7 separate regions of the Mus musculus genome follow, and regions 1, 2, 3, 4, 5 and 6 are each linked to region 7. The links are chromatin loops, found by intact Hi-C in ENCODE. Cell type or tissue: left cerebral cortex. All regions are shown on one strand. Region 1 holds the start of Gatm (glycine amidinotransferase (L-arginine:glycine amidinotransferase)). Region 2 overlaps Terb2 (telomere repeat binding bouquet formation protein 2). Region 3 holds the start of Duoxa1 (dual oxidase maturation factor 1). Region 4 holds the start of Bloc1s6 (biogenesis of lysosomal organelles complex-1, subunit 6, pallidin). Region 5 has its middle 11 kb from the start of Sqor. Region 6 overlaps Duoxa2 (dual oxidase maturation factor 2). Region 7 holds the start of n-THgtg3 (a tRNA gene).

The links. Hi-C counts contacts between places; a loop is a spot of excess contacts. Peaks named below come from ENCODE experiments on the same cell type or tissue, not always from the same donor. Only the 100,000 strongest peaks of a DNase experiment are listed, where the experiment ranks them.
Region 1: it touches region 7 in a loop (2.9-fold over the local background); 29 of 42 quality-filtered maps call a loop at or near these places.
Region 2: it touches region 7 in a loop (7-fold over the local background); 11 of 42 quality-filtered maps call a loop at or near these places.
Region 3: it touches region 7 in a loop (2.5-fold over the local background); 7 of 42 quality-filtered maps call a loop at or near these places.
Region 4: a loop joins it to region 7, with 5 times the contacts of the local background. A loop is called at or near these places in 7 of 42 quality-filtered maps.
Region 5: a loop joins it to region 7, with 2.5 times the contacts of the local background. A loop is called at or near these places in 19 of 42 quality-filtered maps.
Region 6: a loop joins it to region 7, with 2.2 times the contacts of the local background. A loop is called at or near these places in 7 of 42 quality-filtered maps.

Annotation. Positions count from the first base shown.
Region 1 is chr2:122,609,077-122,613,076 of GRCm38, forward strand. Gatm (glycine amidinotransferase (L-arginine:glycine amidinotransferase)) reads right to left here and starts at 2,201. Exons shown (of 9, transcript NM_025961.5): 1 at 2,072-2,201; 2 at 593-811. The coding sequence starts at 2,140. In left cerebral cortex, no CTCF peak of the experiment used is centred here; a DNase peak (open chromatin) is centred at 2,201; H3K4me3 peaks cover 2,647 bases; H3K27ac peaks cover 2,204 bases.
Region 2 is chr2:122,192,455-122,196,454 of GRCm38, forward strand. It overlaps Terb2 (telomere repeat binding bouquet formation protein 2), which reads left to right. Exons shown (of 7, transcript NM_028914.1): 5 at 778-851. Among named protein-coding and RNA genes, the nearest start is that of Terb2, 8.2 kb to the left of the region's middle. In left cerebral cortex, a CTCF peak has its summit at 2,404 (motif pointing right); a DNase peak (open chromatin) is centred at 2,388.
Region 3 is chr2:122,310,465-122,314,464 of GRCm38, forward strand. Duoxa1 (dual oxidase maturation factor 1) reads right to left here and starts at 3,266. Exons shown (of 10, transcript NM_001305262.1): 1 at 3,206-3,266; 2 at 2,935-2,980; 3 at 2,468-2,584. It also overlaps a transcript of Duox1 not described here. In left cerebral cortex, a CTCF peak has its summit at 2,398; a DNase peak (open chromatin) is centred at 2,434.
Region 4 is chr2:122,736,079-122,740,078 of GRCm38, forward strand. Bloc1s6 (biogenesis of lysosomal organelles complex-1, subunit 6, pallidin) reads left to right here and starts at 2,427. Exons shown (of 5, transcript NM_019788.3): 1 at 2,427-2,626. The coding sequence starts at 2,545. It overlaps Bloc1s6os (biogenesis of lysosomal organelles complex-1, subunit 6, pallidin, opposite strand), which reads right to left and starts at 2,284. Exons shown (of 2, transcript NR_156706.1): 1 at 2,004-2,284. In left cerebral cortex, no CTCF peak of the experiment used is centred here; DNase peaks (open chromatin) are centred at 2,431, 3,119 and 3,702; H3K4me3 peaks cover 2,027 bases; H3K27ac peaks cover 1,858 bases.
Region 5 is chr2:122,752,054-122,756,053 of GRCm38, forward strand. No RefSeq gene overlaps it. Among named protein-coding and RNA genes, the nearest start is that of Sqor, 11 kb to the right of the region's middle. In left cerebral cortex, a CTCF peak has its summit at 1,936 (motif pointing left); a DNase peak (open chromatin) is centred at 1,906; H3K4me3 peaks cover 244 bases.
Region 6 is chr2:122,300,935-122,304,934 of GRCm38, forward strand. Duoxa2 (dual oxidase maturation factor 2) reads left to right here. Exons shown (of 6, transcript NM_025777.2): 4 at 238-451; 5 at 727-941; 6 at 1,270-1,951. The coding sequence ends at 1,463. Duoxa1 (dual oxidase maturation factor 1) reads right to left here. Exons shown (of 10, transcript NM_001305262.1): 9 at 3,692-3,909; 10 at 2,615-3,064. The coding sequence ends at 2,811. Among named protein-coding and RNA genes, the nearest start is that of Duoxa2, 4.0 kb to the left of the region's middle. In left cerebral cortex, CTCF peaks have their summits at 1,848 (motif pointing left) and 2,114 (motif pointing left); DNase peaks (open chromatin) are centred at 868, 1,812 and 2,134; H3K4me3 peaks cover 861 bases.
Region 7 is chr2:122,376,994-122,380,993 of GRCm38, forward strand. All of the region lies in intron 1 of Gm39918 (predicted gene, 39918), which reads left to right. It overlaps n-THgtg3 (a tRNA gene), which reads right to left and starts at 441; the gene lies at 370-441. n-THgtg5 (a tRNA gene) reads left to right here and starts at 975; the gene lies at 975-1,046. In left cerebral cortex, a CTCF peak has its summit at 1,729; DNase peaks (open chromatin) are centred at 499, 999, 1,713 and 3,942; H3K4me3 peaks cover 1,828 bases; H3K27ac peaks cover 1,779 bases.

The DNA of each region.
Region 1 (4,000 bases), 230 kb after region 7:
TGAGCTCCGGCCCGGCGGACCTGGGGCAGAGGCTGAGGCATGGGGCAAGCTTCCTTTCAATAAGAGGGATTGGATGCTTGATGTGGAGGATGTGGATGTGACAGAGGAGAAATCAAAGATCTCCGGTGTTTTGGTTTGATTAAACAAGAATGACAGACATTAAAAGGAAGAAAAGAAGGCTTTGGCTTAGAGGTGTCTGGCAACTGAAATTCTAGCTGTGCCAAGTGAGAGGTCCTGTGGCAATATCTTGTGGAGTTCCTAGTGTAGATCTAGATTGGATGGCAAGAAGGGAAGTGGTCTGGACTTGAGTGAAGGAGGGACCAGAAGCTGTGAAGATGGCTATGGATACTGGGCAAAAAGTGACAATATGGAGGATTATCCAAAGTTCTCCTAAACTCCCAGGGAGGTTTCCAGAGGGAAGAAAAAGGTAAATACCAAATACTGGAGCTATCAAGCAAAATACCTTAAAAATCACTCCCCTGCCCCAGAGGAGTGAAGGCAGTTGCAGAGGAGAGGTACAGTGGAACGCAGGCTGCAGACGCTGAGGACCTGCTGAGGACTGGCTCCCAGACCCATGGTAGCCCTGGCTTACCTTCACCTCCACTGTGAATGGTGGCACACAGGCATTTTCAGCTCTGCCCACTATCACTTCCTCTAAAGGGTCCCATTCGTTGTAAGAGGAGACAGGGCAGTCCTTGGGCAGAGGATGGGTGGCCTTGTCTTCAGCTGCACAGGAATTTCGGGAGGAAGCTGTAGCTGCCTGGGTGCTCTGGAAAGTTCGCTGCACCCATCCTGTTAAGGATCCTCCAAGCTTAAAAGCAAACAAACACACACACACACACAAACAAGGTATGGTTAAAGTGTGAGACTCAGGATAACACAGATATGTACTTGAGGAGACCCTAAGATGTTGACTAGTAGAGGGGTTTTGGGTGATTAAAAAAAAAACCCACATAACTTTTTGTTGATGATAGACTGATTTTGTTTTTGTCATATGCTGTAATCTTTTAGAACTCCCAGAAAGATCTGGTTCCCAGCAACATGTTTCCCATATCTATCTCAAAGTTTTTGCAAACTAATTTTCAGAAACTTTCTTAGAAGATAGGCCATCCTCTTCCTCAAGGAAGTGCCCAGTAAGTACCGGCAATGTCCAACTGAAGGAGGAAGTCTTGCTTTTTCAGTTTGGAAGGTTACCAAAACGGAGTTCTTTTTACTGTAAATAACATGGGATCTGAAAAGACCTTATCTTTCAGAATAAGCAACCCCAACCTTTTTTTTAATCACTTTTTTTTTTCATTTCAAGTCAGAGATGACTGTCATGTGTACCATAAGGATTAACCCAGGCAGGCACAGAATGTAAACTTAAAAAGAGATCTAAGCATATTAAAAACCTTCTTTCTTTCTTCCTTCCTTCCTTCCTTCCTTCCTTCCTTCCTTCCTTCCTTCCTTCCTTCCTTCCTTCCTTTCTTTCTTTCTTTCTTTCTTTCTTTCTTTCTTTCTTTCTTTCTTTCTTTCTTTCTTTCTTTCTTTCTCTCTTTCTTTCTTTCTTCTTTTTAAGACAGGCCTGTATAACCTAGCGCAGGAAGATTCCCTTACCCACTCCCCCTGGCAAACCTCATCCCGCCCCCAAACTCTATCAGGCTGTTAAAAGTCCTCTAAGAAGGGAGCTAGAGGGACTCTTGGGTGGAGACCCAAAGCAAGAGAGCAAATGACAGCTGTTCAAGAACCAGCTGCTGGCAGAACTCATCTGCCAGAGCTATTCCTGTCAAGGAGCAAGGGAGGGTCTGCAGGCATGGGCTCGGATATCCCAAGGAAGCAGAGGGCCTGGCAGAGCAGCAGGTGGGGGACAGGATGGACTCATTCCAACTTCCCCGGTAAAGCCCAGGGATCCCAGAGTTTCAGCTGGAGCCGGCCTGTAGGCTCCGTCCATGCCCTCACATGCATCTTCCCAGAAAACGCCCTCACGGGCTACGGAACACAGACCACGCCACCCTGTTACCGGGGTGTCCAGTCTCCCTCTGGGTCCCCATCCTGCATCCCGCAGAGGTCCCGAGGCAGCGTAGGGACTCACCCGAGAGCCGATGTAGTGCACCGCCTCGGCACCTCGGCTGCCTCCGCGCAGACACCGCACCCGTAGCATCGCCCCGTCTCTGCTGCTCCGCGTGCACAAGGTCCTAGTCGCCAAGCTCGCGCCAGCTCCCAGCCTGCGGCCGCGCGCGCTGCTTTTGTAGCCGCGCCCAGGGCCTGGCCCATTGGCTGCCAGGAACAGGTGGCCTCGGCGTCCGTGGGTCACGTCCCGGGGCTGGCCCTTTTTTTTTTTTTTTTTTAGCTCGTGCCTCCCGTACTGGCTCAGGTCAGCGGCGGCGAAGACCCATGAAGAGGCTACCCAATGCCTAGCAGGGATGATGGTTCCTTAGTCTCTCTTGTTGGAAGTCCATTTTTCAACCTGAATGTGTAAACCCCAAGGCCAGTCTTAGTCCATGGGCCACTGAGTGGAACGGCCCCGAGTTAGCTTCCAAGTTTGTCGACCTGAGCCTATGTGGTGGTGGTCTTTAGAACACTGGTGGTCTTTGGCTAGGTGCTCCTGCTTTGAGAAACTCAGTTATGAAAACAGGCAGATAATAATAAGTCAAAAGTAATAAGGAGTGGGGGAGCTACAGTTAGCTTCTGCTTCTGAGGCACATCTTAAAAGGTTTCTTTCAATATGACTTGGGTGCTTGATTACAAAGTAGTTCCCTTAACTGGATTTGTAGAACTAAAACTAGAGAACTCAAATAGACACATCACTTCCTAGCAGAAGGGGCAGATTTGAGTACTTCTTGCCTGGCTGTGTCGTCCAGTCTGGCTTCCGGCCCTCCATTCTCCTGGATCCCGCGATTATAGGCTTGTATGATGAGCACCCCCCACCCCCCTGCCGGCTTCTCTGTGTTGTGTTTTCTAGAAACTGAGAACGGTGACATTGATAGTCCCTGGTCCACGAGCTAACCAGAGACCAAAATAAACGGTGCCGGTAAAGTCTAGGCAACTCTTAAGAGTCGTATGATTACGAGGTAATACTCAACAAAGAGGTCTCAAGGTCCTGATATGGTGAAGGGAGCCAGTGAGTCTAGGTTCCTATCTTAGCTCTGTTCTTAAAATGCTGTGTGGCTTGGAAGCACAACCCTGGACCTTTCTATCAAAGGCTCGCTCCTTCTGCTAGTGAGGGCTTCGGGGAATCTGAAGAATTTCTCAAAACTTAAAACTTTTACCCAATAGATGAACTCAATCAACTCTGGGGACTATGTCTTTGGGTGTACTTAGGGTGACCAGAGATGTACCCTTCTCAGTGAAGGGATTTAAAAAGATGGTTAAGGTTCAGGATATAGCTTAGTAGAAGAGTGCTCTCACTCACCTTGTATTTAAAAGCAGCCAAACAACCGAACCAACCAAACCAGCCAAAACAAACCTCACCACAAACCTTGTAAGAGCCAGCATAGTGGTTCAGTCAACTTTGTAAGTTCCAGGAGGGCTTGGTCTGTCTGATACTTTGTTTCAAACAATGGCTGGTAAGTACACATAAGAAGACTTTCACTTTGCTTGGTTTCCAGTTTTGTCAGAGATCTATAAACACCTCATGACCCTCATTGAAGACATTATTTTTATTTTGAAAGTGCAAGATCTAAAAGTATCTGACAAAAATTAGGGGGCAATTTAGCTTTAGACAATGGGAAATGCTTACAGCCAGACTGACACCCTCATCTCTTGTAATCCAGGAGAGGAGCAGAGGAGAGAGCAAGCCCCACACACCAGCCCTACTGTTATCGAAGCAAATTAAACCACCCCCCCTAGACTTTGTTTTTTTCTATTTAGAGGATTGAAAAGAATAAAATCAGGGAAAAATTTAACACTCAAGTTCAAATAAGGTAACTCAAGTATATTTTCACAGCTAGAATGTAGTGAGAAAAGCTACACTAGTATTTGACTCCTAGTAGCATTCTGCTAGACTCAGATGAGTGATTTG
Region 2 (4,000 bases), 180 kb before region 7:
TCCAGGACAGCCAGGGCTATACAGAGAAACCCTGTCTCAAAAAACCAAAAAAAAAAAAAAAAAAAAAACTTAGTTCATGTAACTAGATATTAGTACCATGGAACCAAATTTTCTTAGCCTCAACCTAATCTAATGTCTTTTCTTCTTCTTTTTTTTTTTTTTTTTTTCGATACAGGGTTTCTCTGTATAGCCCTGGCTGTCCTGGAACTCACTTTGTAGACCAGACTGGCCTCGAACTCAGAAATCTGCCTGCCTCTGCCTCCTGAGTGCTGGGACTAAAGGCGTGCGCCACCACACCCGGCTTCTAATGTCTTTTCTATTAAAAAGTTAGTATGAGATCAGAGGGATAGCTTAGAGGTGACCACTTCCTGCTCTTTGAGAGGTCCAGAGTTCAGTTTACTACTGAACTCCCAGAACCTATATCAGGTGCCTCACAACTGCTTGCAACTCGAGCTTGGGGGATTCAAATGAGCATTTCTGGCCTCTGAGGCATTTCTTGCACACATGTGACATGATTTACACAGACACACAGGCAGACAGGTAAATGAAAGTATTATTATAACATTCCCTGCTTTTTTGTTTTGTTTGTCTGTTTTTTTTGAGACAGGTTTTCCTGTGTAGCCCTGGCTGTCCTGGAACTCACTCTGTAGACCAGGCTGGCCTCAAACTGAGAAATCTACCTGCCTCTGCCTTCCAAGTGCTGGGATTAAAGGCGTGTGCCACCACTGCCCGGTTAGTTGCTAAATTTTAAGCTGTGATTTCTTTTGCAATTTACAGCATGACAGAATGGCATCAAGTGATAAGGAGAACATTAGACCAACACCAGAACACAAACAAGAACTGTCCAAAAGGTATTGGTTACTATGTGTCATGGCTGTTCAAAGTGAATATAGAAACGTTGAGTTTGACTGTGTGTTTATCTTACTTTCACAGTTCCTCTGAGATTAACATGATCATCATCACTGTTCTTATGTATAGACAAAGAGATCTAAGATTAAAAGGATTAATTTGTTCAAAGTTATAGAAATTTTTACAAAAAAGAGAAGAAGTGAGTCTTGAGTGATGGCTCGCTGGTTAGGAGATCTTGTTGCTCTTTCAGAGGCCCTGGGTTTGGTTCCCGAACCCACATGGTGGCTCAATCATCAGTTATTCCAGTTTCAGGGGATCCGGCACCCTCTTCTGACCTCCGAGAGTTCCAGGCACACATGTGGTGTGCATATATGCATACAGGGAAAGTACTCATGCACATAAAATAAAAATAATCATTAAAAAGAAGGTGATGATGAAATATTGATGAGTCACGGAATGCCATACAGCTTCTGGCCTCCACACACATGCTCACACATGTTTACACACAGAGAAAACCGCAAACACACATACATGACAACATGCCAAGCAAGGTACATTTTAGCTGAAATCTTGGCATTAGAGGGATTTAAATGAGCACCAAGCTAGCCTAGGCTACTTAGGCTACAGAGGAAGATGCTGTTGAGGTTTTTTTGTTTGTTTGTTTTTTGTTTTTTTTTTTAACTAGATATTTTCTTCATTTACATTTCAAATGCTTTCCCTTTTCCTAGTTTCCTCTCCGAAAGTCCCCTATACCCTCCCCCTACTCTGCTCCCCAACCCACCCACTCCTGCTTCCTGGCCCTGGCATTCCACTGTACTGGGGCATATAATCTTCACAAGACCAAGGGCCTCTCCTCCCATTGATGGCCGACTAGGCCATCCTCTACTACATATGCAACTAGAGAGAGTTTTTTTTTTAACAAACAAACAAATAAACAAACAAAACCCAAAGTTTAATTATGTAAATATACCCTAAGATTCTGCTTTTTACTTTTCAATTTTCTTTTTTTTAATTAAGAAATTCATAGTACATATTAAGTATTTTTTAAATCATATCTACCTGACTTCCCTTCCCTTAATCCCCCTCCCAATTTCATGTATTCTCTCTCTGTAAAGTCTTGGCTGTCCTGGAACTTACTGTGTAGACCAGGGTGGCTTCAGACTGACAGTCTCCCCCTGCCTCTGCCTGCTCACACTGGGATTACAGTGCACCACTGCATCTGGTGCTTCTCCCTCCTTTTAAAATCCTGCTGTGTCTGTTTAGTGCACATGGGTATAGGACCATCTACTGGAGCACTGGCAGCATTTCAGGGGCTGCATCCCTGAGCAAATCCTCCCTCTTATGCAGGTATCTATGACAACAGCTTCTCAGCTAGGGCTGGACCTTCATGAGCCCCTCCCTGCTCATCTTGGATTTTGGCTGGCTTGATTTTGTGATAGTCCTATGCATGTGGTGATAGCCACTGTGAGTTCATGTGTTCCGATGCCCTACCCTGTTCTGCTGCAGACCTCCACTACTTCTGTAGAGCCTTTTCTTTATGGAACCACCAGATGGTGCAATATGAACATAAATAGAATACATCCTGAAATATCTGCATGAAGCACTACTTACTGACAGTAAACACATTATTATTGAACATTTGCAAAGCACAAGGCATTTGTGAGACAAGCAGTTCACAATATTTCTTTTCCTGTTTTCTTTTGTTTTTTTTGAGACAGGGTTTTTCTATGTAACAGAGCCCTGACTGTCCTGGACTTCCTTTAGAGACCAGGTTGGCCTCAAACTCACAGAGGTCCACCTGCCTCTGTCTCCCAAGTGCTGGGATTAAAGACATGTGCCACTGTGCCTGCTGGTTCACAATATTTCATTTGATTCTCACAGCTTGTATATGCAATGAGCCCCGTTCATTTTACAATTGAGAATATAAATCTCGAGAGCTAAATAATTCATTCAGTTTTATTCAGAAAGAACAGCTGAATTTGAAGCCATATCTAGATCTGAAGTCCAAAGCTGAATTTGAAGCCATATCTAGATCTGAAGTCCAAACTCTCAACCACTGTGCTATTTTCCTCTTCCCAGAAGGTCCTCAAATTTTAAAGTCACATATACTTTAAAATTTTATGTTTTTAAATTGTCTTAATATAAGTGTAACAGGCTGAGGATGTAGCTCAGTTGTTAGAGTGACTATCGAGTGTGCGTGGGATTTGGGTCTTATCCCTAGCACTACGTAAACCAGGCATACAGTGCATGCCTGTGATCATAGCAGCCTGGCGGTGAAGGCAGGATTAAAAGGCCAAGGTCATCCTCAGTTATAAAGCTAGTTTGAGGCCAACCTGGGTTTTATGAGACCCTATTTCAAAAATGCCAAAAATTAAAAAAAAATGTAAATCATTTAATTCACAAAAATAAGAAATATAAAAAAGAATAAAGGATATTTAAATTAGAAACAATTCTACTCACTAGCCTGTGTCTCTCCTGTCTTACAATAAGACACAGAGTTTGTAGAGCTGAGGTCATCTTGAAGTCTTTCAGCTTTGCATTTAATGTTCTATCAATAATTTCCCATAAGATTGAAAACCTTATTTAATGTTGTACCTCAGTGTTAGGACTGACTGTTAGAAACCAAAGCTATAAATTCAGAAAAGGAGTAAACTGGAAATCGCCCTGCATCAGTGAGCTTTCTTAGGAAGGAGAGTCTTACAACCATGATGGGGCGTGGTCAGCTTGAGTGGGAAAGCATTATGAGGGACAGCATCCCACCAGAGGCAGCATGAGGGACTTGAGGTAGGAGAGCAATGGAGGCGGTTAGAGCTTGTTATCAGAGACAACATAGCAGGACCTTAAAGGACAAGATGATTTCCTTTAAACCTGGGAGGAGCTTCATGTTGTCGCCAACTGTGACAGAGAATGAAGGAGAGACAGAGAAAGAATCAGAAATCCTTTGCTTGAAGGTGTGGGGAGCCATAGCTTGGAGCCAGTTTCGGTTTTACTTGTTAGGGTAAAGGGGAGCAGCCTGGCTTGTGTCATGGTGCAGAGCTTGTCAGCTCTTTACCTCAGAGGACAGATGGTGGTGGTGGGGTGTGCTCTGATTTCTTCTAAGCTGCTATTTGGTCTTAAATATGCAGGCAGGCCCATGATCTAAGGCAAACCT
Region 3 (4,000 bases), 67 kb before region 7:
AAAAGAAGCTATTCTGTGCATGTATGAGTGTGTGTGTGTGCGCGCGTACTTCCCATGGCATCTACGTGGAAGTGAGAGGACATCTTTATGGAACAGATTCTCTCCTCTCATCTTTATGTGGGTTCTTAGGCTCGATTGAACCCAGGTTGTCAGGCATGGGCAGCAAGTGCCTTCCCTGAATGAGCTGTTCCGCTGGCCTGGTGACATTTATTATAAAACATAAGGGTTTGTTGTTGTTGTTGTTGTTATAGTGAATTTTTATTTATGACACCCAAACTGAAACCATTATATTTCTAAGGAAGTCTATATAGGAAGAATGCCTTAGATCTGAGTTTAGATAGGGGCATGGTGATACATTCTTTAAAACCAGCACCTTCGAGGCAAAGGCAAGCAGAACTTTTTGAGTTGTAGGCCAGCTTGATCTACATAGCAAGTTGCAGGTGATTCAAGGCTAGAAGAAGGAGGAGGAGGACGAGGAGTGGGAGGGGGAGGAAGAAGAGGAGAAGAAAGGGGAGGAGAGGGGAAGGAGAGGAAGAAAGAAGACATGTATTAGATAGAGCATAGATTGTTCATAGAAGGAACTCATTCAAGCCCAGTGAGGTGGCTCAGTGGTGGAGGTGCTCGCTGCCAAGCCTGAAATTCTGAGTTTGATCCTTAGAAGTCACATGGCAGGATGGAGAGAACTGATTCCTAACAGTTGTTTTCTGACATCCTTACTCATGCCATAGGATGCGTTCATACACGTGCGTGCACACACACACACACACACACACACACCAAATGTGTGTGGAAAAGTGAAAGAAGAGCCCATATTATATACTATTATATATTATATGTGAATTCCAACAATGGATATTTGCAGCATAAGCAGATATTAACTAACTTAAGGCATCTTGGTCAGGATCACGTATTCTTAGTATTCCTGTGCTTATTTTAATGAGAGGTTATAAAAGTTTTGTGAGCATGGCTCATCTCTATTAACATGATGCGTCAAAGAAACACTAACAAAAGGCTTTTCTGTATCTCAAGTACAGAATGGACATTGTTAACTTATTTGCAATTCTCCCAAATATTAAGGATGATTAGAGCAAGTGATGGTTGCTGAATCCGATTTGCCTTGCTTGGTCCCTTGCTCTCTTGCTCTCTTCCACTCTCCCATTTCACTTTTCACTACTTAGCTATTCCTTACTCTATGCTGCCTGGCTTGGTAAAGCTGAATTTCTGGGCTGATCCTAATTTGGTTTCATTATTATGCTAACAGGGCTTCATCAACAGAGCTCTGCTTTGCCAACAAAGCCTGTATTTCTCTTGGGACCGTCTTCCTCTCTCAGGCTTGACAAGTGAAGCCTAACTGTAGAATTGGTTCAAATAGCACAATCTCACATCAATATTAATTTTATCCCTTGGTCCCTTAGCTCACCACCATGACTGGGATACACATGCATTTTATACTGATGAACATAAGCAGCCATTGGACAATCAAACCCACACCTACAACTTTAAAAGCACAGTCACGAGAAAGGAGCACCCACTCTTTGTAGTGCCCAGTAACACGGACACCTAGAGGTTTTCATTGGGGCTCCTGCTATGAGTTGGGCACTTTCTCACTGAGGCTGGCCAATTCCTTCACTTTGGGGTTCTATTTTCTCACTTGGCTGGGGGGGGGCAGCCTTTAAGTACTTTCCCCCGTGTTTAGAAGTATTTTAGATTTAGTTACCTAGCCCTTACCTATCACAAGACGAAATGAATTTCCAGTGTTTATAGGACCAGAGGGTAGAGATAGAGTTAACAGTCTTGAAGAAGATCGGATCTGGAACCTCTCTCGAAGCTTGACAAGATTTTTTTTCCTAAAGCCTTCCTCTGCCCCCGCCCCCATCTACAGAACCTGCAAAGTAAGGACTGCTCGCTTTCTATAAGGGTAGTTTAGGTGACAGTCTAATATTGTCAAGCACTCTGATAGGTGAGACACGGCTACCGAAATATGATAGTTTATTTCTCTGATTGAAGTAAAGCCCATTAAAGGTTTACAGCCTTGCCTGGCTAAAGGAAGTCTTTTTCAGGACCGCCTAACCTAATCCTCCTTCCTAAGGAAGTTAGAGGTGTGTGTGTGCTGGGGGTGGGGGGAAAGCGGGGGTGTGAATTGGGGGAGAAGAGGTTGGGCGTGTGTGTGGGGGGGGGGCGGGTAGTGATGGGTGGTGGAGGATAGGGAACTGAGCAATCCAATCTACCCAGACTCCAGTTAAGAGAAATAAAGATTCAGTATTGACAAATCTTGTGACTCTCATAACCTTAAGGAGTTCGCCGTGCTTAAATTTTTTTTTTTTTCAAACTTTTCCTTCACAAATCCCCCCTTGATCTGAATTGGTCTGTGTAGACTCAAGAAGTGCGCCCCTGGAGGTCGGTACCGGAACAGCACTTCAAGGTCTGATCTCATACCTCTGAGCCCACCCGATCCATGGTTCCCTACCTTCCTCTCTTTCAGATACTGTGCGCATGGCACCTGGCGCTGCTCGTCTTTGGGCACTCACTCACAACGCTCCTGGTCGTGGGGATAGGGCAGGAACCGGGTCCAGACGTGGACGTCCTGTCGCCAAAACCATGCACTTTGTTCAGGCAGAATCCCTTCCAATTCCCCATTCTTCTAAGTCAATTGCGGACCAGGTTGTGACTCCCATAAACCCAGCCTGGTGTCTTCTCCGCCTTCCATTTCAAGTCATTGTCAACTTTCTCGTACTTGGCACTCCGCCCTCGAACCGAACCAGGGACAGACTGGCGTGCTAGGACAGCGCCCCAGCACTGTGCCCTCTGCACCCAACCCCTAAGATCCCCGATTCCTACCCATGCCAGCACCTCGGGCAGCTGTAACACAAACGAGGCTCACAGGACGGTGAGACCTGGGAGGTTCCACCAGGAAACCTGGTTATCTAGACTTACAGGTTTTGGGGACAGATGGATACCTTGCTTTGGCGACAGGTCTGATCTGTAGGTTAATGTTGGGAGATTTTGTTTTAGAGCCCTGGCCCCCGACTGTGTGGGGAGAATTTGGGAACAGCTCTCCTGCCCCACACCCTGTTTATCTTCCACCCTCTTCCTCAGCCCCCAAGAGTTGGAACTTGGGGAGAGAGACTTGCCCTTCCCGCCTCCCAAACGGCCAACGTGCCTGAACCCTCGGCACCCAGGAGCCCTGCATCCTACAAGGTCTCACCTTTCATGCTCCGGTCCCCTTTCACGCGGGTCCCCGCGCTAGCTTCTATTCCGCCCTACTGTGCCCCGCCCCAGAGCTGGGACGCGCTGTCCGCTCTTCACCCCCAGCCCCGCCCGCCCCGACTCAGAGCTGGAGAAGCTGCCAGAACGGAGGAGCGGGCTACAGCGAACCCGGAGTCATCCAGGAGCCTATCCGCAGTCCCAGGCTGGGGCGACCAGAAGCTAAGGTCAGATCCTTGAACATTTCTCCTGGCCCACGAAAGTGGGTGCTCCGAGAGAGAGGGCTCTAGGGGTGGGGACAGCGGAGGAAAGGGGTACCGGTGGTCCTCCTTTTCTGCGGAACAGGAATTGTAGCCTCGTGTGCCTCCAATCTTTCCCCGAGGCTAAAAGGAACCTTGCTAAGGCCTGAGCTCAGCACACTGACTTTGAAAAACTAGGGTCATCTGGTCCTGATAATGTTGAATGACCTAGTTTGTTTGGGCCTAGAGGGTTTCTTGGCACCATCACATTATGCCAAGGAGAGACTTTGTTGGTTCTTCAGTATACAGTTACTCCCTGGGTCTTCAGGATGGAATCTCTGTGGCTTTAACTCATTTCGCTCTCCTTCCCACCTCGGGGCCAACAGAGTCATGATTCTAAGACTCTGATTTGGAAAAATGGCCATGTGGACAAGAACCAGACAGGCGTGTACTCTCCCAGATCTGCCGCTGCCTGGGGCCTCATTGCCCTGGAGTTGTGCCTTCATTTCCAGATTGTTTGGGAAGTTACCACACCCAAGTGGCTGTGTAAACTGTTA
Region 4 (4,000 bases), 360 kb after region 7:
ATGTTTGTGCCATGTGTGTATCTATCACCATCATCCACACACCCCACCCACCCTTCTGCTGTTTATTCTTTTACTTTGGCTTCCTGTATATTTAATAAACATTCACTCAAAACTCAAACTTTGGCTATTGTAGATCATTGTCTGGACAATACAATGTTATACATTTTTCAATGCATAATATGTAACCTCAAGAACAAACTCTAACACAAACTATAACATTTGGTGCCTAGCAATGTTTCTGGTGGATAGGAACTAGAACTCTATTTTTAGCATAACTAAGGTGTCTAGTTCAATCTTAAAAGGTATTACATTAAAGTATTTGGAGTGTATAACTTTGATACGTAAAAGAAAATGGGAAAACTAAAGACCCTTCAAAAGACATAACATGACACAATAAACTGTTGTGTTCTTTGCAATCAAGTTTTAGAAGTTGCTTTGAGCTCTGTGTCATATACAGAGGGTCCTTAACAAACAAGTGGCACATTGAATTGCAAGCTGTAAGAGAAAAAGAAGGAAAAGATCAGAGAGAAAAGCAAGATGAATGTGGTACAAACTCCTTGTTTATTTAGGTGATTTTGTTACAGTAAGTTAAAATGTTAAAAATAATAAAATTCCTAACAAGAATTCTCCTTATAGCAAAACAAATCATAAAGACAAGGTAGGACATAACAGTTTATTTCATCCATTAAATTTAAATAACCAGTATTTAAAATTTAATGAAATGTACTTAGTACTGGCCAAGAGATAGAAGGAGCCAATGAAAACTCATAGGATATGGCTCTATTCCAAAGGGCACCACAACACCATTAGTACATGAAACTTATAACCAAGCAAGGGTGCCAGGTGTTTCATCATGTTTACCATGTTGTATAACTCAGACTTTGGAATATACAGTTTGGAATTAGGGCTAGGGCATCAATAGTTCACCAATTAGCAAATTTATCGAGAATTATTTTGGTACTCTATGCATAAGAGTTTCTATTTGTCATTTTTAATTCAAAAGAAGAAAACATAAAATAATGAATGCAAGGAGGAGCTCAGTGCTAAATGGCAGGAGGATGTTTGTTGTTGTGAAATGTCTTCACTGTGACTGCTGAATGAAAGGGAGGAAATAATGAGATAATGAATGGTGTCCACAGTAAAGGTGTGTTTGAGTGTGCTGGCTCGTGTCTGCTGGAGGACCAAGAATTCAAGGCCATCCCTAATTACATATTGAGTCTAAGGCCAGATTAGGCTACAGGACACCTCACCTTGTGAAACAAAACAATAAAAAAGATATTATCCTAGAGCACTTAAAAGATGAATAGGCCTTTGAAAAAGATACTCTAGTTTGAAACAGGAACAAGCACAATGGACAGCGTACAATGCCCAGATTGCACAAGATGTTTGAAGAGTAATAAATTGTTTTCCTATTTGTATGACAACACTAATTATTACACATTCTATAGTTCAGCAACCTCACAGGGTTGAGTTCCATTACAAAAGCTTTAGGGGAGGAATTGGTTACCAATTTTTCTGGAGGTCACCCACCATCCAGAATAATGACTCCCTTCCTCTGTCTTCAAACCCATCAGTGTTTGTTTAATCATCCTTTGTAATCAAATCTTTTTTCAGACAGCCCCACCCCATCAGTTTTACAGACTGTTACCTTGGGTCCTTGGAGTACCCTTCCTATTTTAAGGTTATGTTAACTAGTAGCTTTTATTCGTTGCCATGCCCTCTAATATATTTAGAAGTCTCAAGGATTAGTCTGTGGACATTCTACCGTGGAGAGTTGAGAAGTTACCCTTGAAAAGTGGCTAAAGTGAAACTGAACATAAGATGGTGACAATAGGGAGCCAGTGCATTCCAGGGGCATGGCATTATTTGTTTATTTATATTAGTTTTTTTTTTTTTTTTTGAGATAGCTTTGGCTACAATATGGAAAACTGAACAGGTAACCTGAGGAGCAACTAGAGATGCTACTAGAGGTCAGAGTTTACAAAAGGGTCGAGAATCCTTACATTTGCTGTGGAGCTGAGTCTGTCCAAGTCTACATACTTTCCTTTAGAACTCATGATATCATCTTACAGGAGCCCAGCATGTGCTTTTGGTAATTTGACTTAATTTGTCCAAATGATGCTCCAAGAAAGCCTTTACGTCATTTCCAAGCACTGGAAGAGATCCTCAGCAACGCTCAAGCTCAGAGTTCGTATTGACTCACTTAGCGGCCCGAGTTATAAACTGGACACAACACTGGGGACATTCACACGGTTATGGCGACATCCGGTCCTCTAACCTCTCTTCCGGGTTCCGCCGGCCACCCTCTGTGAAACCGAACCCGCACGCGCACGGCTGCGCCTAGGGCGCTGACACGGGGGGGGCGGGGGGGGGCGGGCGTTCCGGACTTGCAGTAACGTTCTGCGTCGGAAAGCGAGGTTTTCCGCTTTCGTCACTTCCGTGTGCCTCGGCGGCTTTCGTCCGGATGGACTCTGGAACGCGTTAGGTTTCTTTGCCTGTGACTTCTCCACAGCACTCGCCTCACGCAGCGCCCAGTGCGGGGATATGAGTGTTCCTGAGCCACCGCCTCCAGACGGGGTCCTTACGGGGCCTTCCGACAGCCTGGAGGCCGGCGAGCCCACGCCGGGTACGGCTGTTTTGCGGGGCGACTGCCCACAGGGGCCGGGTTCGAGTGGGTGGGACTCCAGCGCAGGCGACCCTCCTGCCTAGAGCATCCTGGCCAGGCAACCCTGGTCCCGCGAGGAAACGCACTGTTGGGTGCGGTTTGTGTTAAAGGTTTGCGTTTGTGTTGCTTTTCAACTGTTTGTCACAGGGTTAGTGGTTGGCGATCAGTCTGCCAGAGAGAAGGTAGATTTTTAGGAAACTGTACAATAGTGTCTACTCATGAAATACTCTGACCTCCTAGGTGACATTACTTCATCCGAGACTCCAGCAGCCGTCCGCACATTTCCAGAAGAAATTTAAGCATTGATGCCCGAAGGCGTCCGTTGGACGAAGCAGTTAATTTGCTATATAGGCAGATGGGCACTGTTTATACCATCGTTTTTGTGAGATTGAAAACACCACTCAAATCATTTTCTGTGAGCATTGGTTCATATGAGAGAAGCTAGATGGAGCTTCTAAAAATAATCTCTGCGTTTCAGAAATAGGAAGCTACAAATAACCCAGCATTTCCTGGCAGTGCTTTTCTTTAATGACATATCCCTTTCATGACTTGTTCAGTCACATTAGTAATACTCTGTAGTACCTACTTGGAACCTGGGCCTCTCTCTTTCTCCCTTCCCCTCCCTTCTCCCCCTCTTTCTCTCTTTCTGCACATAACGAATGGGTGGTATGCATATAAATAAAAGCAGATGTCAGAGAGTAGGGCAGAGATAGGGATAGGTGCTAGCTGCAGGTTCAACTCAGGACTTATTTCATGTTAAACAAGTGCTCTACTACAGAGCTAGATCCCTAGCCTCAGCTGTCTGATCTTCTTGATAATGGTGTGAGCTTACTCTCCCATGAAACTGAATTTGCACTCTTGGATTCAGTTCCCTCTGTTTCATGTAGAGGATTCCGCAGGGCATTAGCATCTATCTCCCCTCAGCAGTGTAAAGCTACCACCGCTAGTCTCTCATTCTCACAGCATGGTGTGTCCATTGTTGTAACTTTACTGCCCCAACACAAGCTCCAGGCATGAATCCTTAGAATCCTAAAATGGCTTCTTGCCACTTACTGAATTTTCCATAGAATTGGCACTCAGGGACCCTCACAGGCTGACTCACGGCATATATTAATAGCTCACTGTTGCTTTCTGTGCATGGCCTTGCTGTTCATCCTTGCAGTTTCTCATTCTGTTTAACAATGTTGCACCCCCTCGGCTCCTTTCAGATTTGTATCCATATGAAAGTGGTGGCTGCAGTCTAAGTTGGGGCCATTTTTTAGAGGGTTTTTGCAGTTTCAAAGATGGTCACATGTTCTGTTCCACACTGTTTTCTAAGAATGTCTCCCATAGAAA
Region 5 (4,000 bases), 380 kb after region 7:
CCCACTGGTGTCATAGTAGCACGACCAACCACTCTGTGACTGGATCTCAGGTCCCCTTTATGTGGGGTAACCAATGTCTAGCACTGTTAAAGATGCTCATGATTAGACAGGTAGGTCATAGGCCTTGGGAGAATCTGAAATTATTATCCTGCTAAATCAACATAGTATTGAATGACTCCTAATCATTTACATGGATGAGAGCATCTCTCGATCTTCATCAGAGGAGTTTCTAGCAGTAGATGGCAATTAACAGATGCTCCCCCCACCCCGCCACCCATGCCACCAGAATCATCAATGTGCAGAGAACAAGAGACTGTGGCATAGTTAGGCATCAATGGGGGCACATATATCACATACCCCCCCCCCCAAAGTGCTCTGGGACCTTTGTGGAAGAAAGGGCAAAAAGGTTGTAAGAACTGGAGGAGTTAATAGCATCAAAAAGTGCTTTCCAGGCACAACAAGGCAGTTGTCCTCACAGCAATCATGACAGCATGCACAAGACTTGCACATGCTCCAGCCTGGAAGAAAAATCTCTGCACAGAGGGCAGAAGGTAGGTATGCTAATCCCACCACTAGCTGAAGAGCCATTGGTATTTGATAGCTGCTGAAAGAGTCCGAGTTCAAAGGTGGGTAGAAGATCCTCTTCTTCCGGACCTTTCTCAAGAGAAATCCCCTTGGTTGGCTAAGCCCTTCACCTCACTCTGCATTCTGGAGGGTGATCTGCTTCTTGCAAAAGGTATGCTCTGCGATCGAGGGAATCCACTGGGTGACATCTGAACAGGGCTGGGAAACTTCTTGTGATTGCTGAGACTCTGTGATACATTTTGCATGGATTCAGCACCAACACTGATGTGGGCTGTGCAGTTCTTGCCACCCAGGGGGCATGGCAAAGATGGGCTCCTCTGCTAAGGGAAGCAAACACCAACCTTCCCAAAGGGGCAGGAGAACTGGCTGAGTGGCAAGGTGGAACCCATGCCAGCAGGTCACAAATGGGCATGTGTGTGTGTCTGTGTGTGTGCGCATGCTGAAGTCATACATGTTAGCCAGATTCACCACTAAACTACACCTCTGGTCCCTCAGACTGGTTCTCTAATACAGAAGGGAGTAAAGCATGGAAAGGACATCTAGGCTCTGGCCAGTGCCAGGTCTATGAAGATCTGTAGCTCTGGACGGAGACAAAGAACCAAGGTCAGCCACACTGGGTCCTCTGTATTCCAGACCAGCAAGCCAGGAGCACGAGTGGTAAGTCTCTATTATGATGTGTTCCCAAGGAAGTATCTACAGGCCTACTCTGGTTATAGTTAATATATCTTTAAAAGTGTACTTACACATTTTAGTCTCATTTAAAAACATCTTCAGAGCACAGTCTAGACTAATATTTGACCAAATAACTGGGTACCGTGACCTAACCAGGCTATCATGTAAAACTCACCATCACAGTTGGGTTTTGGTGTATATTTGAGTATATATAATTGACTCTAACATCTATCTATCTGTCTGTCTGTCTGTCTGTCTGTCTGTCTGTCTGCCTGCCTGCCTGTCTGTCTATCCATCCATGTCTATAATAAAATGGATTACATACATATAAAGAAAAGATTATTACAATATAGTTCTTCAAACTTGGAGATAGCTAGGAGGCTTCTATTCCCTGGATAACCAACGATACTGTTTTCATGCCTAATTACATGTATAATTAAGCCAACTAGGTTCCAAGATCTTGGGTATCAAATAAATTCAAAGACAACAAATGGATTAGAATGTAAAAAATACCTGTCATATGTACTGTTTAGCATTATATCTTTTCATCAACAGAAGGCTTCTCAGATCTCTCAAGGATCGGCTTGAAGATGACGTGAGCAATTACATACTAAGCCCAGGTGAAACATTTTTAACAACCGACTAGACCACACATGGAGCAATGCTGCCATCTCCTGGTGGTTTGCAGTATCGCACGCCCCTAGAGCAGATTCAGTAATAACTTCACTTGCTTTGATGACATTAAGTTAAGCCTTTTTGAAAGTTTTTTATATTACTATTAATTGTTTTATTTATTTACATCTCACTCTGCAAATCTCCCATCCCATACCCCTCCTCCTTGCCTCTAAGAGGGTGCTCCCCACCCACCCATTTGATTGTAGAAGAATGCAAATTAATCCATTTTTACCTTCTTGTACAAAGCTCAAGTACAAGTGGATCGAGGACCTCCACATAAAACCAGGTATGATGAGGAAAAAGTGAGAAGGAGCTTCGGACACATCAGCACAGGGGGACATTTCCTGAACACACCACCAATGGCTCATGCTCTAAGATCAACAATTGACAAATGGGACCTCATGAAACTGAAGGCAAAGGACACTGTCAATAGGACAAAATGGCACATCGGATAGAGGACTAATATCCAAAATATACAAAGAACTCAAGAAGTTAGACTTTAGAAAATCAAATAACCCAATTAAAAAATGGGTTACAGAGCTAAACAATTCTCAACTGAGGAATCTCAAATGGGCAAGACGCACCTAAAGAAACGTTCAACATCTTCAGTTATCAGGGAAATGCAAATCAACGCCCACCTCCCGAGATTCCTCACACCTATCAGAAAGGCTAAAATAAAAAACTCAAGTGACTGCACATGCTGGCAAGGGTGTGGAGAAAGAGGAACACTCCTCCATTGCTGGAGGAATTAGAAGCTGCTACAACCACTCTGGAAATCAGTCTGGCGGTTTCTCAGAAAACTGGAATTATTTCTACCTCAAGACCCAGCTATATCACTACTGGGCATATACCCAAATGTTCCAACAAATAACAAGGACACGTGCTCCGCTATGTTCACAGAAGCCTTATTTATAACAGCCAGGAGCTGGAAAGAACCCAGATGTTTTTCAATAGAAGAGTAGATACAGAAAATGTGGTACATTTACACAATGGAATACTACTTGGCTATTGTTTGTTTGTTTTGATGCAGAGTCTTATGTACTCTATGATGGCTGCAAACTCCATGATGTGGATGGTTCATGTGTCAGGGAGCACATGTGGTGGTCAGAGGAAACTTTGTAAACTTATCTCTTTCCTTTCATCTTTATGTGAGATCTGGGAATTGAATTCAGGACATTAAGCTTGCATGGCAAGTGACATTATGAATGAAGCCACCTCAAATGCAGTTTCTTAACATGAGCTTTTGTTTAAACAGTGAGATATTTAAAGTATCCGTAACACATTTTAAAGCTACATTTTTCTCTAACTTTTTGAGTTTTCTGGTTTGATGTTGGACTTGAGGGCTTAATTTTTCCCCTCTTGAAATCATGACCAATCGATTTATTATCATATATCTATCAATTTATCTTTCTACAATCAATTCAGTTAGCTACCATCTATCTGTTTCATCACAATCATTGATTATGCTTAGAATCCTTTCCTAAGAAAAGCACCGAATGCCCGCTGTGGAGAAAGATCTGGAAATCCTGTATCTTTTCACCTGCCTGGATTGATTGGGCCTGGGGTGAGCACTTGGCTCAAGGGCAAGCAAACTGTGAGCTCATCAGTGAAGTACTGGCCGGGCAGAAGAAGTTCTGCCTACATGGAACCCAGAGTGACTCAACTTGTGGGTGACAACTCCTTTGGGGGGTCAAATGACCCTTTCACAGGCATTACTTAAGACCATTGGAAAACACAGATAGTTACATTACAATTCATAACAGCAGCAAAATTACAGTTGTGAAGTATCAAGCAAAATAATGTTATGGTTGGGGGTCACCACAACATGAGGAACTAGAATAAAGGGTCACAGCATTAGGAAGGCTGAGAACCACCGGCTTAGAGGATTCCCTTTATTAACTGGAAAAGAGTGGAGACATAGAAGCTGAGTGTTAAGTGGTTACTGTTCTGCAATCCATGGATTTGTATTTCTTTTGAGGTGAACAAAGTATCACAGTGTCTCAAGATGCTTGGGATTCTGCCTAGCTTCTGTGAAACCTGGTACCAGGCTTCTTCTAGGAGTTGGATA
Region 6 (4,000 bases), 76 kb before region 7:
AGGAACTGTATTAAAGGGTCACGGTTTAGGAAGGTTGAGAGCCACTGTGTTAGATAGAGTGCCCTATCACGTCCCTCGGGTTCAGAAAGCCTTCGATTTAACTTTGCGTTTCCCGGTACCACTACCTAGCCTTTCTCTTTCCTGACAGTTGCCCCACCCTTAGTTCCCTATCTGAAACTCTTTAGTTTCCGGGTCCCTGGCCTTGCACAGTGCCATGACCCCCATGGCTTCCCGCAGGAACACCGAGGCAGCAGCTGAACGAGACCATTGACTACAATGAGCGTTTCACTTGGCGTCTGAACGAAGACTACACCAAGGAGTATGTCCATGCCTTGGAGAAGGGACTGCCGGACCCAGTGCTATACCTGGCAGAGAAGTTCACACCGAGCAGTCCTTGCGGGCTGTACCACCAATATCACCTGGCCGGTCACTATGCCGCAGCAACACTGTGGTGAGCCAGGGATGGGGATAGGGCAGGGTGCATGTGACCTGGAGAGCGCGGTCTCCGAAGCTGGAACTGCAGCCTCGCGGCATCATCAGGCTGGCAATCTACAAAACCCATGGGAATTCACGTCCCAGCTATAGGAGGGGGGAGGCCGAGGGGCTGGGAGGGGAGGCTCAGGACCCAGCTCTCCCGGGGTGGGGGTTGGGGACGGTTCCTCTACACCGCCAGCAGTCCTGGTCAGGGAACTCCCGCTCATGGAGCGCTGCCTTGGTCCCTCGCAGGGTGGCATTCTGCTTCTGGATCATCGCCAATGCGCTGCTCTCCATGCCCGCCCCACTCTACGGAGGCCTGGCTTTGCTCACCACCGGTGCCTTCACGCTCTTCGGTGTCTTCGCCTTCGCCTCGATTTCCAGCGTGCCGCTCTGCCACTTCCGCCTGGGCTCCGCCGTCCTCACGCCTTACTACGGCGCCTCCTTTTGGCTCACGCTGGCCACCGGTGAGTACCGACGGATGCTTACCTGGTGGTGACCGGGGTGTGTATGGGATGGACGCTCTCCGGTTTAGAGAATGGGTTCTCTTATTTAATATGTTCGTCTCCGTAGCAGGCAGAAGGTGGGCCGACACTGTTATTTTACGGTTGAGAAGAGCTAGCTCAGAAGGGTTCAGTATCTTGCCCGGGTTTGCATGAAAACTCGTGCATCGTGAAATACATGTCAGTTCTTTCTGAGGGTTGTGCGTGTAGGAAATTCCAGGGATGGGCTCCAAATCCTGGCAATGAGAGCCTGCATCCCTGAGTCCCTCTGTCTTTCCTCCCTCCGGTGCAGGCATCCTGAGCCTCCTCCTCGGAGGGGCGGTGGTGATTCTCCACTATACTCGGCCCAGCGCCCTTCGCTCCTTTCTGGATCTAAGTGTCAAAGACTGTAGCAACCAGGCTAAAGGAAACTCACCTCTCACCCTCAACAACCCGCAACACGAACAGTTGAAGAGTCCAGACTTAAATATTACCACTCTCCTGTGAAAATAACTGACTCCGGATTTCTACCCCTCTTTGGGACCCCATAGACCTGAAGACTGTGTTAAGAGCGCGTGCCAGGAGCATAGCTTAGTCTGGAGAACTGCTTGTCCCTGCGGGACGACAAGGGGGCACCCCATGTGCCTTTGCTCTAGAGAATGGATTTCTCAGGAGAACTGTAAATAAACTTTTTTGTTTCTTTTTTTTTCTTCAAAATTCCCATGCCCATCAATTTCCTTGGCTTCTCTTGGCCATTTGGAGCTACAACCTTGAGAAACTCCTCTAGGCTAGTAAGAGCCTAGTACTGTATGTACATTCAGGTGCTGAGAAGCCTGAGAAACACAGTAGGGCTCTGGGGGAGGTGCGCCCTCTAGTGAGATCTGAGAGGAACTGGCAGGCATCTCCTCCAACGGGTGGTGGGTTACGTTCTACCCAAATCTCTACTAGCCACACTGAATGTATTGGGGAAGATTAGGATTTTGGCGTTCATTCGCAAATTCTTTCAGGTTGTCTTCTTTTATGTTTGTATTTGAGAGCTAAGAGAGAGGTCAACAAGGCATAAAAATATAAATCCTGGGGTCTGGAGAGATGGTTCAGTGGTAGAACACTAGCTGCCCTTTCAGGTATTGGTATTGAGGTCTTTGTACCCACATGGCCAGTTCCTGTAACTCCAGTTCCAGGGCATGTCTGCAATGCCCCCTCCTGGCCTCTGCAGGCACTGCGTGCAAGTGGTTCACAGACATACAATCAGGCAAAGTACTTATACACATTATACCTACCCTGGGACTTTTTTTTAAACAGTTTTTTTTTCCTCTCGAGTTCTATAAGCTTACGTAGCATATTTCGGGACTAAAGGTCAAAAAGAGTGTGGCACATAGCCTGTTAATGTTAAAACTGGAACACGATGTTTGTTCTCCAGCTAATGTGGACCCAGAGGTCACAAAAGCTGTGAAAATTGGAAAAAGAAAGAAAGGGGCTCAGACCCCCCAAAGGCAAGAGATGGATGCTGAGGATGCCCAATGTATTTGTTATGAGTGGAAGGTTGGCACCTTGACGAGGCAAAGCTTTCAAGAAGGTTGATGCTGTGCAGACATAGCCACCCCTGTGCTGTCACCACGACAACGGTTTCTGGGCATGTCTGACATCTCTTCAGAGCCTTAGCACTTTTGTTCATTTATTTTTTTGCATTAGTAGGCTGTGTATATTATTCTGTTACATCAACAAGTTGGATACATATTACAACTGAACATGATACAACTGAAACCCACTTCCTGGACAGTTCTGCTGGTTTTGTGGGGCTCCAATAATGTCTGGAGGCAGTCTGGAAACTCAGTGGCTACCAGGAGAAGAGCTTTACAGGGAACAGTCGGACTCTTTGGGGTGTTCCTCCTTAAAACATGTCTCAGAGGAAGCCACTGACATGGGAATGTCCTGGGTCTCAGGACTCTCAGCTATGGACCGGTAGTGGGGGCTCAAGAGTCCTCCTTCTTCAGAGCCCCACTCCAGCACTGGGTCCTCTGAACTCTGGTTGAAGAAAGCCTTCAGTCTGTGAGGCTGCATCCTGTGGGCCACTGCCATGACCAGGCCAAGCAGAATACACAGCAGTCCTGTGGCAACATGTGTCTTGCTTTAGTTTAGTAAGTCCTCCCAAGATCTTCTAAGAGCAGGAGAACTTTAAGCTATGTCTGGGCTGCTGCTTTAGAGTAACTGGAATTCATAAAGATGACTTACTGTCCCAGGGTTCTATATTGCAGACATGGATCTAGTGTCCTTAATTTTCATTCTCCAAACTGAGCAAGAGGAAGAGAGAGAAGACAGACTGGAAGTAGGGACAGATGAGAATGGAAGGAGACACCAAGACAACATGGGGGAGCACACAGAGCCTGGTAGAAGAGTGAAACAGTGAGACAGGTTGGTTTAGGGCATTTGGGGTAGTATGAGGTGAAGACAGGCATGGCCTCTAGGAAGAGACATGAAAGTGTGGTTAGGGGACACAGGAGGGACACACAACAGGAAGAGCTGGAGGACTTGCATAAAGAGAGTTAGGGGACAATGGATGTGGCAGGAAAGTGAGCATAATGAGGAGAGAGAAAGCTGACAAAATGAGGGCGTTAAGAAGAATGGGGCTCTAAAAAGGCACTGACATCCTGACCTCTAGAAACAGACCCCCCATCCCACCACATGACAGTCCCTCACCTTCATCCTGAGTCCTTATTTCTAGGGAAGGCTCTCACCTGTGGCTAACGTGATCCAGAAAGCGGGCCCATGGTGAGTGTGCAGCACAGCAGTGCCCAAGCGCAGGGGACAGGGCGATATGAGTGACGTGGTCATGGAGAAGAAGAACAGGGCCAACAGCTGGAAGAGACCAGTGGCCAGCAGCATGTGGCCACCATAAACCAGCACTGGCATCGACAACATCACATTGGCCAGTAGCCAGCAGAGGAATGCCACCCTAGAAAGCCAAGATGCAATGAGGGCTGGCCCAGGCACCACTAACCTGCTAGAGAGGACTTCAGGACCTAGGCAGAAGATGTCCCAAATGT
Region 7 (4,000 bases):
CTTCTTCTTCTTCTTCTTCTTTTTTTAAATCACTTCGGCGTCTACGTTACTGCTTTGATGGAAATTTGTAAAAAGTATGTATAGGAGACTAAGAAAAACCAACGTATTTTTACAATATATATTGAAAACAGTTAGATATATACATTGCATTTTTCTGGCTGACGCAATTCTCTGTACTTCGGGTGCAAACACCATCCCTCTAACATACTGGAAGCTTTTGTGCGCCTGCAGTTTAATTTAGCCCGCGCTGGTATAAAACCCTAATTCTCAACAGGCAGTTTGAGATTAATTTTCTAGAATGTTAGCTAAGTATTAAAATCGAACAGAAGAATAAAATACAGCTCCCTTGCCGTGCCATTGTTGCCACAATGCCGTGACTCGGATTCGAACCGAGGTTGCTGCGGCCACAACGCAGAGTACTAACCACTATACGATCACGGCGAGCTACCGGGAACTTAAGGTCAGGACTCCTTCCTTGGTCTCTTCTGTGTTGGATGCCCCGCCCCTTTTGACGTCATCGGGTTGCTGGCATTTGTTTCTGCCTATCAACGGCGGGACTTATGAGTGTGCGCAGGCGCTTTGGTTTCCCTGGCTAGATCTGTGCGCTAGCGTAAAGAAGCCCTCCGCTTCGCAGCAGTGGTAACAGCGGCCGACTGGGCCTCTTTTTTTCCTTGTTTTTTTTATTTAATTTTTAATTTTAATTTTGAGTCTGTGTCTGATTCGGGACAGGCTGGCCTCTAACGTCCCGAGTTTTAGGTTCCTAGGCGCCACCACGCTGGGCTTGCCAAGCATTTTCATGGCTGTCTTTTTGTGGTGCGTTTCCAAGCCAAATAGAAACTCAAGAAGACTGTGGTCAATCGTTGTGGTTCGCTGGGGCCCCCCCAGTACATCAGCATAGGGATGGCAGGGGATGGATCGTCCCTGTCTCAAGAGTCGCACTGGTTACACAGCACAGTGTGGCGTTCCGGTAGCTCGCCGTGATCGTATAGTGGTTAGTACTCTGCGTTGTGGCCGCAGCAACCTCGGTTCGAATCCGAGTCACGGCATTGTGGCAACAATGGTACGGCAAGGGCGCCTTTTTAGTGAAGGCGTTGTAATGCCCGGGCTAATTCTCCTATGTCCCTGTTGCTCATGATGAAGGCATTATAATGCGTGGTTAATTCTCAAAAACACTATACTATGTCACGAGCGACTGACTTTACAGCTTGTTGGTTTAGTCACCTTACTTTTGTTAATATCTCTGCGTGGTACTTTCTATTTTCCTAATTCAACGGTTAATCACATTTTAGTCTTTTAAAAACCTTACAAGACTTAAGAGTTCATCACGGAGGGCATAGGAATTATAGGAACAATGCGAAAATTAGGGGTTAGAATTAAAATTAGGGTTAGGTAGGAAAACAAACCGAACCTTTTTTGGTTCAGATCATATGACAAATGAAAGATACTACCACACTGAAGGGACTAGTTTTTTGTGGTCACTGTGGCGTGCTAAGATAGCCTCGTGGGTGCTGGTGTTTTTCTCCTCTTCCCAGTCTACCTCACATTAAAGCAAATTATCACGTTGTTTTGTGTGCTCTTAAAAAAAACCCTCAAGCTCCACAAATTCGGGTCTATTATTCGGCATTAGGCCAAATGGAAGTGAATTTTCCACCTAGCTCTTGAATGCTTACTTGATGGTGGCTGTGTGGTTGTCAAGAAAGGACCCAGAGAAGAATGAAGTTCTCCAGCTCCTCCTAGGGGCTCTGGGATGGCAAAGCAAGTCAGGAAACATTCCTGGGAAAGATAGGTGTTGTAATGTCTTTCACCCATAATCCATCAGAACAGCTTACTGAACAGTGTAGAAAATCAAGACTTCATTGCAGCCCCACCCCCTAAGTCCCTAAACAAACAAAAGACAACAAAAACCACCCTCGCAGGCTGTAATTTCCCTGGGTCTCCTGGCATTTTAGGAGATTTGGTGAGTTTAAAGCCACATAACAGGACAGCTTGCGCCTTACAAGTGTTGCTGAACAAAATATAGTAGGTGAATGTGAAAACCCATTGGGCTTTGTGTGAACAGTCATGTATCTAGGCAGTATCACCAAACCCAGCAGACTAGTCACCAGGACTGTGGCAGCTGTTCCTGGGCTGGCCTTGCTAGCCCTGTTCCCATGAGCTGCACCCACACCAGGGCTTGGGAGAGATGCAAGCATTCCCTCCTGAGGGAGACATAAACCAGGTCGACCTCCCTCTCTAAGGTCCCAGTAACAAAGAAAGTACAGTTCTGTCAGAGGTCCCTCAGGAACTAGAAGGTTGTTGGGTTTATTTATAGAGTCTGAGTGAGGGGTTACTGACAGGTGACCATAAAGTGGCCACATTAGAAAGTCTTCACCCAGCAAGATGACTTCTTCCTGAAGTCACATAGAGGGAGTCCCCTTCAGTCAACCTCCCCCAGCATGTAAACTGTCTCTGGAGACCCGAGGTCACATGAAATTAGAGCAGAATGGCATGCAGGTGCCCAGGAAGAGTGACTGGGGTCTTAGGGAGAGTCCTGTGACCAACAGCAACCATCCACTGGCTCAGTCATGATGGCTGCTTCCAACCAGGCACAACTGACCTGGTCAAGACAGTTGCTCTTTTGCTTGGATGACGAAGGAGGAAGGAACAGTCACTCTGATATTATTTAGGGTGCAGCAAGCGGTCCATTTTATGTGTTAATTAAGTCAAAGGCAGGAAAAGTTTGAAAGTGAAGCAAAGCCAAGGTTTATTCAAAGTGGACAATTTCATAGAGTTAAAAAAGAAAAGGAAAGGAAAGGAAAGGAAAGGAAAGGAAAGGAAAGGAAAGGAAAGGAAAGGAAAGGAAAGGAAAGGAAAGGAAAGGAAAGGAAAGTTCCTCCGGGCAGGCAACTTGTCAATCTAGCAGCCCAGAGGAGGAGAATGTCGAGAGAAAGAGTGAAAGGGAAAAGCCATTTAAGTAAAGCCAGAAAGGAAGGGTGCATCAGAGAAAGAGTAAGGAAGCCCAGTTACTATAGTGGAAAAGCACATATAGGCTCTGGAAGCAGAGAAATAGCCAAGAAAGAACCAAAAGGAAATATTTACAGCTTTTAAAACCAGGACTCATTAAGGTGGGCAGACCCAGCAGGATCTCATAGCAGCTTGTAGGAACTGTACCAGGAACAGACATTCCGGGAAGCCAAAGTATAGCATTTTGTTAAAGAGATAATTGTTCCATTTGTCTCTTTAGCATGGTTTAAGGTGAGCCTTCCTAGGGGTGGTCCCTTGGCAAGATGATTGACAAACTGTCTTAGCTTCTGGGTAGCTGGAGTTGTTAGATCTCCATTCACGTGAGAGCTTTCATCCTGTTGACAGAACTAGGCTGTTCTGTTGCTGTGTCAACTCTCTACGAACACAGTAAAACAGTCAAGAAAACACAGCTCAGAAACACCTGGTATCTGAGATACCCCACTGGTCACCCATATCTACGGCCAAGAATGCAGAGGAAGCTAAGGAAATGTAGCATGACCCAGATGCTGCAGGGTCTGGCAGTGGGGTTGGGTGGGGTGGAGTGCAGGAGGATGCTCAGGTTGACAGCTGCCCTTCTGGACAGGAATATTGTCACTCTGGAGATGGGACAACCTAGCCTCTACTAAGGAACTCTGCTTGTTTTCCTTGCTCTGATTTCTGGGCGTCAGATCAGGCTGATCTAGTGACTTGCCTGCCCATTAGACTTGCCTTCAGGGAAGAGGGACCATTGCTGTTGACAAGCCCCTGAGTTCTTGGCTTGGCTTGTACACCTTACTGTGTTGTTTTCTGTTCAGACTCCTGGGCAAGATTGGTGGGATTCATTTCTTCTGCTTATCTGGGCTGATGAGGCTTCTGGGCTGGCAATGGTGAGAGCCAGAGCCCCCGAGAGCCTGGCCTGGGATGACGTCACCATGACCCAGTTGGCACACTCAGCGGCCAATCGACACCCTCCTTCCCTGCTCTCACCTTAAAACTGTTTTGTTTTGTTCGCTTTTGT